Linked DNA regions of Homo sapiens: region 1 is linked to region 2. The links are chromatin contacts, found by Hi-C or POLR2A ChIA-PET in ENCODE. All regions are on one chromosome and are shown on one strand. Each heading gives the region's core, a stretch centred on a gene start or an enhancer-like site at or near the end of the contact. The rest is flanking DNA. Distances are from core to core; before and after follow the strand shown. Region 1 overlaps WWC3 (WWC family member 3). Region 2 holds the start of CLCN4 (chloride voltage-gated channel 4).

What was found. Hi-C counts contacts between places; a loop is a spot of excess contacts on that map. ChIA-PET counts read pairs that join two places held with the same protein, here RNA polymerase II (POLR2A). Pooled maps may share reads with other maps.
Region 1: a map of B cell shows a loop between it and region 2 (5-fold over the local background). The contact joins the enhancer-like site here to the promoter of CLCN4 in region 2. A Hi-C loop is called at or near these places in 5 of 168 maps with a recorded cell type or tissue (B cell, Calu3, GM12878 and 2 more), 21 of 37 single-sample maps with no recorded cell type and 11 of 50 pooled maps. POLR2A ChIA-PET finds 5 or more read pairs at or near these places in 1 of 52 experiments (activated B cell).

Annotation. Positions count from the first base shown.
Region 1 is chrX:10,115,350-10,120,272 of GRCh38, reverse strand. It overlaps WWC3 (WWC family member 3), which reads right to left. Exons shown (of 24, transcript NM_015691.5): 11 at 3,766-3,855; 12 at 2,584-3,149. Among named protein-coding and RNA genes, the nearest start is that of CLCN4, 39 kb to the left of the region's middle. RefSeq lists an enhancer at 550-844. Within about 2 kb of position 1,397, at least 2 of the 41 ENCODE cell types and tissues checked have a DNase peak (open chromatin) inside an H3K27ac peak, as active enhancers do; they include B cell and OCI-LY7, where a contact is called at or near this core.
Region 2 is chrX:10,153,975-10,158,392 of GRCh38, reverse strand. It overlaps CLCN4 (chloride voltage-gated channel 4), which reads right to left and starts at 1,418. Exons shown (of 13, transcript NM_001830.4): 1 at 1,293-1,418; 2 at 1-104.

The sequences.
Region 1 (4,923 bases), core at 148-2,647, 38 kb after region 2:
AGTATTTCATAATCATAACACATTTGACTTTTAAAATCCAGGGAAGACAAAACTGTAACAAAAACGTAAATAGTATGAAAAATCACAGTGTATTGCCCCACTCCTCTGACCTGCCTTCTGTTTCCTCCGATTGATTGAAAACACAAGGAAAAAATCATTCAGAGGCTGGTTTGCAAGTTTGGACAACTTTGATTTTTATCTTACAAAAATTTTGTCTTACTAAGACTTGCTGGGGGCCAAACTTAGACTGCAGTGTTCCCAGCACAGCTGATACATGATGGGGCAGGGGAGGCGAGGAGCCCCCCCTGTGTCCATGCCTGAAGCTGGCTACCCAACCCGGCCCTCTGGGGACACCCAGCAGGGTCAACTATTTCAAGTTTCTAAGGATACAAATAAACGTGTCCTTAGAACAACATAATACATATGTGTCCTTGAAACAATGTAATATATGTAACATATAAAACCATCACCAGATGGCAGTATCATAAAAAGCTACCGCTAGGCGGCAGTGTCACGCAAGAATCCACCACCGATGTCATATAAGAATCTACCACCAGATGGCAGTGTCACTCAGGAATTTATTGGCGGTGTCATATAAGAATCCGCCACCAGATGGCAGTGCCATACAAGAATTCATCACCAATGTCATATACGAATCCGCCACAAGATGGCAGTGTAATACAAGAAATAATCACGAATGACATATGGCTCCACCACGAGATGGCAGTGTCTACACACGTAAGCAAATACTTCCCAGTCCAAGAAGTTTCAACCATTATAGCATCTGCCACGGAAAGCAAAGGAAAAAATAAAGAAACCAGGATGTGAAATTAAGTCAGCGCTTCTCCCTCCCACTCTGTCTCTCCTCTGACCCAAAGTGGCCCTTGGGCCTTGTGCAGATTTTATGCCTAACTAGACTGACATTCTGGAATCTCAATCCCTTAAGGAGAAGGTGGTGGGAGAGAGGAGGGAGACTAAGAAAGAAGTCCTAATTGGATATTTCTTTTCTGACTGAACGGAATAAACATGGAGCAATCAACCTGTGGTTATAAAGAGGAACAAAGCTAATGAAGGATACCTGCATATATGGACTTCAGAAACAATGTATCTGGGGATACCAAAGTGTGTTTGCAAACACAGGGGCAGACACCAAAATAGAGATGCCAAAAAGCCCTGGGGCAGTCTCAGAACATGATGGCCTCTGGTTACGCACGTAAGTGCCAACAGACTACTATTTTATAGAGTGATCAACCTATCTATTGATCTACCAATCCATCTATCTCTTGGGTAACAGAATGGTGGCAAATGGAAGGGGTCACAAAGATCACTGCATTCAAGGGTGGAAAAGGTGAGACTCAGTCCAGGTATGTGTTCAAGGTCACACAGCTAGAAGTGGACAGGGCAGGGAACAAAAGCCTGGTCTCCCAGCTGCTAGTTTGAAGCTGTTTCCACTACACCACACTGGTTCTGCTCTCTAGTTTTATTTCTACCCCTTGCCGCATAAATACTCCATAGTACGTGACTAGGGTTTCTCAGCCTCAGCCCTCTTGACATTTGGGGCTGGACCATTCTCGAGGGGGAGGGGGTGCTGCCCTGTGCATGCCAGGAGCATCTCCCATCCCCTAGTTGTGACAACCAAAAATGTTTCCAGACATTGCCAAGTGTTCCCCAGGGGCAGGACGCAAAAACACCCCTGGCTGAGATCCACTATGCTGCACAAATTATCTAGTGTTTGCCTAAATGGAACATTTAAAACATTTTTGCCGTGCAAATAAAAGTCAATTAAATGGGCTGAACTTCAGGAACGGGAGACCTTGTTCTTGATCCTCTTTAAAACCAAAGGAAGATAAAGTTGCCATGGGTGGCTGAGAAAAGCACATGGGGTCAATATTCCCTTCAATAGCAGTTTGGTCTTCCAAGCAGGCTACAAGCTGAAAGACCCCAGCTCCGAGGAGGAGCTGAACCAACACCAACTGAATGGATGAGGCTCCACGGAGCTCCGTGTTTTTCCATTTGAAGAATCACCAGAGAAACCAAATCAGTAGAAATGACCGATACTTACAGGCATGTCTTTTGAAATTACACAATTATTTTCACTTCCACATTTGATAGACCTATGTTCTTGGAAACTATGAAAACTATAAAAGATAAAGAGATGTCAAAGCAACAAAAGAAGTCAAGATTTCCACTAGCTACAACCAGACACCTGTTGGCATAATGGTCTCAGGCGGGCACACACTGACGGTTCCATCTCGGCACGCACGCTGCAAAGGTCATGAAGGCCCTAATCCATCTCCAGCAGCCTCTGAATGTGGAAGCCTGTGTAGTTCTTACCCTAGTTTTCAACAATTAAGTATTTTTTGAAAACAAGCCAAATACCTAGGAAAGACAACTTTGTCAATTTCAATGATCTTTCCCCAACACAGATCAGAAAGAGCAGGTGTGTGCTCTTCCCGATCACATCAATATTCCTAAACGTAAAGCTCACCATGGACCTGGAAAGCCAGCCATCCTCACTCTGGACCCCACAGTTTCCGCCCTGCAGGTAACCCTCGCCCCGCAGGAGGCCACATCCGCACTTACTTCCACCCACGGGAGCGCTGGCTGGTGGGGGTCCTCGCTCGTGCGGCCCTTCCCCATCCCCGGGGACCCCGTGTGGCTGAAGGGCCGCCATGCCTGGTAAGTCTTCGTCCCCCATAGCCGAGGCGTGTGCCCGCAGTCTGTCTAGGGCGCCCAGGCCTGGCCCCTCACAGCTGTCCGCCAGCTGCGCCAGCGGCGAGTCCCGTGAGGCAGGGAGGAAGGGCGTGTCCAGGGGCGAGCTTGGGGGCGACAGCGAGGACAGCGAGGAGCGGGAGGACAGCGATGCCAGGGACTGGGGCGTGTCCAGGGACCGCCTCTGCTTGTGGAAGCCCGAGGGGCCTGGGGGCTCTGAAAAGGGAGCATCTCGCCCCAGAGAGTCGAAGGGAATGAGGTCGAAGCGTAGAAGCTGGCTGCCCTCAGCGTCGGGCTTCTCGTACTGCGGGAGGCCGTAGATGTCCGTGAAGCTGACCGAGCTCAGGGAGCCCCGGCTGGAGGCCAGAGACCCACGGCTGGAGGCTAGGGACCCGCGGCTGCTCCCCGAGGACACCGTCAGGGTGCTGGCACACAGGCTGAAATGAGACAGCATGGCCATCTGAGATGGCAGGGCAGCCACCCCTGCTCACCCTGTGAGCACGGAAAGGGTGGCAGAGAGCAGTGGGCAACAGCAGAGACCCGTGCCCAAGTCCCAGTCCCAGTCCTGGCTGGAACACATACTAGCCAGGTACACTTGGTCAAGCCATTCACCCCCTCTGGGCTCCCACTGGGGCTGGGGTGAGAACAGTTCCCACCTGGGGCATTGTTAGGAGGAATATCTGAGAAAATGACACATCTGAGGCCCTTGACATTGGCCATTCTTGAGCAGCCAAATCTTACTAGCTTAAAAAGTTCGTATGCTTTTAAAAAAAACCCAAAACAAAAATGCGCACGTGTATAGATGTACACTTCTGAAACTGTTAATTAGGTTACAAAATCCTTGAATACATCTGACTTCAGGCCTCTTATTTACCCTGAAGCCAAATGTGGTTCTCTCCATATTCCTTGAGTCATACAGTAGTAGCATGTTAAAAATATAATGTATCCATTCTGTGTTAACAACATTTCAGGTCAAGCTACAAGAAACGAGTTCATGTACCAGTCATTGGAACATGATGAACAAGTACAGTTTTCTCTTTGAAAGTAACCTACCTTTTTAACTGGGACTGGAGGTAGGATGTTAAGCGGGTGGCTTCTTCCAGCTGCATAAGTAGACAATTCCTTTTTTCCTGAAGCAGAATCCTGTAGGTAAGAAGACAGTCGATTAGTACATTTCAAAGACAGGGAGAATATTTTCATAACAAGACAGTCCACTATCAATTCCCTCCAGCTGAATTAGGTTGCAATCACCACCCATTCTAAAAGCACCCAGGTCACAAGGGCCAAGATCACAGAGACTGCTTTTGTCCCGTTTGAAAAATACATCCCTGGCACCCTGAGCAGTGCCTGCTACTCTGTGGAAGCGCCAGGCACAGTGCACGGGGGAGGGGATGCGTGAGAAGAGGAGTGGGCACAGGGATGGGTCAATGTGTGGGTGGGTGGCTGGATGGGTGGGTGGCTGGATGGGTGGGTGGGTGGCTGGATGGGTGGCTGGGTGGCTGGGTGGGTGGCTGGATGGGTGGCTGGGTTGGTGGATGGCTGGCTGGGTAGGTGGCTGGATGGGTGGCTGGATGGGTGGCTGGGTGGGTGGCTGGGTGGGTGGCTAGATGGCTGGCTGGGTGGGTGGCTGGGGATGGCTGCTTGGATGGATGGGAGGAGTGGTAAGTGAGCAGAAGGACAGATAACTAGCAGATGAGCTCAAACGCAGAGCACGCAGTCATCTGTTGAAATTCCTTGGAACAAATCAGATTCCCTCATACTAGGCCACCTTCTAGAGAAGAACAAATATAATTCTAAGATCTATACAGTTAAAACATTAGAAGCAAATGAAACAAAACAGCAGCCGTTGCCATCTCCAGGCCATGGGGTTGGAGGTATTTTTGTTTTCCTTCCTTCTACTTTTTTCTACTTAGTAATTTTGTAGAATAAAATTTATTCCTACTGCAGTAGGCCCACCGCCTAGAATCGAGCCTATTGTGGATAGGCACTCAATACACAGTTGTTGGACAACTCCATGAATAAATATGTTTGCCTCTAGAAGGAAACACTCCTGGTTTACAAATGGAAATGACACTGTGACGTGTGGCCACAGTAGGCCCCTTTAATACCTTCCTCTTTCCACCAACAGGGAAGGGGACATGCCGAAGGGGTTTAAAGAGCTTGGCTAGGTGGGAGTGAGAGGAAACCAGACACAGTGTCTGACAGCAGCCT
Region 2 (4,418 bases), core at 169-2,668:
GGGGGGAAGACCCTGGAAGTCCCGGGAGGTGAGGGTCGATGGCCAGAAACCCTCGCGCTGGCCGCCCCTCAGGCGTTTCGCTTGATGTGTGCAGCTTGCCTGGCCTTTCGCGAAGAATTATGAAAAACAACACACAGGAGGAGAAATCCAAATTATTACAGGCTCCAAGCGAGTAATAGGATTTCAAAAGAATTAGCAATAAAGGGATTACAGTGAAAGGAAATACAATTTCATGTTTTATTTTAAAACTAGTATTTATCAAATGCAGTGGAGAAATAAACATTTTGTGCAAATCAAAATGACACAAAATATAGCATGGACATACTTTGCCTAGAGTTTCTATGTTTCAAGCCGTATATCGAGTATTATACCAAACACTTTAGTTCAAAGCAATTCATTATGGAACATTATACTAATTGCACGGATGAATAATGCTTTAATTACTCTGAATAGCTGCATTCCAATATTAATTTGTATTTGCCAAAGGAAAAAATGGTGACACCACGTATTTCTACTACTTACTTAAATATGTGATGATTTAAAATAAAGCACTGCTACGTGAGCATGGTTGTATTTGTGTCTCTGTTTTCTTACATCTTCTGGCAAGGCATTTAATCTCTGAGACATGACTTAATTCACAATAACTCATTATTTCACATTTTCTAATCTTTATCACATTCTGAAGAAGTGAGTCATTTTACTATCACAGAAAATATGTACAATGTCAACATTTCTCATTCACAACTGAAACAGCCTTGCCTAGAAAGACTTTAGAAAATTACAACTGTGATAATTTTGTAAATTTGAAATAGCGTATTTCAAACTTAAGCAGTGCACATATAAACTTTTCTTTTGCCAAAATACACAAGCGTTTTTGAAATGTAAAAGGACAAAAGCAAAGACTGCTTTTATTTGTATTCCAATTGCAAATAGATTCATTTACTTTCACTTGAGTTAAAAATCACAATTTTAACATTCCCTTTGCTCACAGCCCTGAAGGAGACATGAAATAGATTGTTTTACAAGCAGGCTAGAGTTAAGTTTACTTGCAGTTTATTCCATCAGCTTTCGTGTCCTTCTATATTTAACCCTGGCCCTTATACCGTGATTCCCTCCAAATTAACCAAATTTCTGTTCAGAAGGTTAATCTCTAATTTGGGGATAAATACAGCCCTTGACTCTCACAGCGATCAATTATTTTCAACACCAGATTTTAAAAATCAACAAAGTCGCAGTGTACTTTACTAGGTCACTCCTCTCAAATTTGTTTTTCTGAGTGATAAGCAGCTTACCTTCCGCTTTCAGATTCTGAGATAAAGTTAAAACGCTACCGAAATCTCCTGCTCCTTTGGGTTGAGGGTCTAATGGAGGCAGAAACTGACAAGCTCATTTTCCTGCCAGAGGCAAATGTCGATTTCAGCCCGGAGGGCCCCGGAGGCCGGCTGGGAGCATCACGTGCTCGGCCCAGCCACTCAGCCCTGCCCAGCCAGCCTGGTCACCTCTTGGCTCCGGAGCCCCGCCGTGCCAGTGTCATTCGCCTCCTACCCCCGGAGCATTCGTGTCCAGAGAAAACCCGGCGTCCCGGAGACAGGACGCCCCACCCTCAGGGGCTGGGCTGCACGGAATTCTGTGACCGGATTTTCCAGCATCAATGGGAGGTGGTGGGTATACAAAATGCCCTGCAGCCTGAAGAGGATGGTAGCACGGTGCAGACAGCCTTGCTCCGTATTCCGGCTTGGCTGAAATGACGAAATACAGGCAACCTTCTTCATCCTGGAGCAGTTTTTTTGCAGTAGGTTAGTTTCACCTTCTCTTTTTTCTAGGTGATTGCTCAATTGTAAAAAACATTGCAGCAAACCGGCAATTCAGACAAGGCCCAGAACTGGGCCAAGCAATTCTCAACAGAATGAGAGAGCTGTCTGAACACCCTCCACCCTCGCCTTTCAAATTGTCATTTTAGCCAAGATTAAAAAACAAAACCAAAAAAAGCAAAAACCAATACCACCCATGGGAATGTAAGTTGAGCAATCTTTCTGGTGGTCTGTTTAGCATTTTTCCTACCAAATGCCTTACAGATACACAGTTTCGCCAATTACTCCGGGCCCTACAGCTGTTGGTATCATGTGCTCCAGCAACTTGATGTCCAAGAATTTGTCCTGGGGTGTGGGGAGTGGGGGTGGGGGGAAGAACGGTGTGCAAACCCCTGACTAGGGAAAGTTTGCTGCAATATTACTTATGATCTCAAAGCACTGGAAACAAGTTAAATCTCCAAAAACAGGGGATGTTTTAAATTATAAGCCATCTGTGCAGTGGAAGAATTAAAACTAATACGGTGGTACACACGGATGGAAAAAGACATGTGCAGCGGATTAAATGGGAAAAAAAATGGAAGCTTCAAAGCATTATGTGCTGAGTGATCCGTCGTTTCTATGTAGGTGTAATATATTTATATCTACACATATACCTTTGCGAACACAGAAAACTATTAGGAAATGAATTCACTAAAGTATCAAACATGGTATCTCACTGGTTAGTGGGATTAAGGGTGTTTTAAATTTTTCTTCTTTTAAGCTTAGAGATATCGTCTAATTTTTCCACAGTGAATATGTATTGCTTTTATAGCAACAAAAAAATTGTTTTCTTAAAAGCACCATATAGACATGATTATGGAATAAACAAACAGTTTTGGCTAATTTTTTAATGCAGATTTCATTACTTGAAGATCCTGAATTCTTAACCACAAAGTCCCGAGGGAACAATCCCTAGCCATCCTAGATTATTCTGCTCATGAAGATCTTTAGGAAAGAAAGTGCCATTCAGGGGCCGTTGTTAATATTTAACCATCTGTATGTCCAGTTTTAATTTCTCTTCCATTTAAACCTACTTCTTTTTACTTTGCTCTGTGTGGAGATAGAAAGCTGGTTATTACCATCCTTCATGAAAAGATTCTTTCAATAGTTACGGAATAATAACCTTTGAGTTTTTTGTTCATTCGAGACAGGGTCTCACCCTGTCTCCCAGGCTGGAGTGCAGTGGCACGATCATGGCTCACTGCAACCTCAAATTCCTGGGCTCAAGCAATCCTCCTGCCTCAGCCTCCCAAGTAACTGGGACTACAGGCTCTTTCCATTGTCTTCACAGATTTCTCTTTCCTATCCCTTTGAATCTTCTACATTTTTTCTCTTATCTGCCAGTTTTCTACAGATGTCATACAAGGTTTAGAACAGCGGTTCTTAATGGGGTGATGTTGCTCCCTTTCCCCCAGGGGACATTTTTGGCAGCCACAACTGAAGTGGGAGGAGCCGTGTGCTCCTGGCATTGAGTGGGTAGAGGCCAGGGCTGCTGCTGAACATCCTACAGTGCACAGGACAGCTCCCTCTCCACTCCTACCTCCCGGGACAATGAACATTTCGGCCCAAAATATCAGTACAATAGTGCTGAAGTCGAGAAACCCTGGTTTGAATTACTGATGGAGTATAATTTGATGCCCAAGATGTTCCATTTCCCAGCCATTTTCAAGAGTTCCCCATTGTATGATGTGCTGGAAGCTCTCTTCATTATAAATCCCTTAAAGGTAGTACTCCCAGCATGTGGGACGTGTCATTGCCCACCTGTGTGTGCACCACAAACCACCTCTGAAAAGAGACATCGGGAACTGCTAAGGGTGTTATCTCTAGGGAGGAAAACTGTGTGGCTTGGCACAGAGGTGGATGGGAAATTTTCATAGATTTGGATGCACTGTATATTTTTAAAACAGACATTTTCCCACCACTAAATTGTTAAAACTCACTATTCAATTATTCTATAAATGGTGGGTTTTACAAAACCTAGAGGTGAGGACCCTATTGCCTCTTTGTGTCCAAGCCCCCATATATATGTGTGTGTGTTTGTATATATATTATATATTATACATATATATTTTATATATATATATATATATATATTTTTTTTTTTAGACAGTCTTGCTTTGTCGCCCAGGCTACAGTGGTGCAATCTCAACTCACTACAACCTCCGCCTCCCGGGTTCAAGCGTTTCTTGTGCCTCAGTCTCCTGAGTAGGTGGGATTACAGGCGCCCACCACCACACCTGGCTAATTTTTGTATTTTTAGTAGAGATGGGGTTTCACTATGTTGCCCAGGATGGTCTCGAACTCCTGATCTCAACTGATCCGCCCGCCTCAGCACATGCACCCTGTAGAGAGTGCCTTCCTCTGCAGCATGTCATCTGATTCTCGCAGCAGCTGGTTAACAGGAGTAGGGCAGATCTGCTGTGCACCCATTTTGCAGACAGGCTCAGAGACAGCCCTGACATCAGCCTCCTGTTCTGATGGAGGCTGGAGCACCCTGGGGTCAGGCTAGGTCTTCTCTGGCCAGGACCCCAGCTTCTTCCCCAGGCGCCTCTGACCATCCCCTCCACC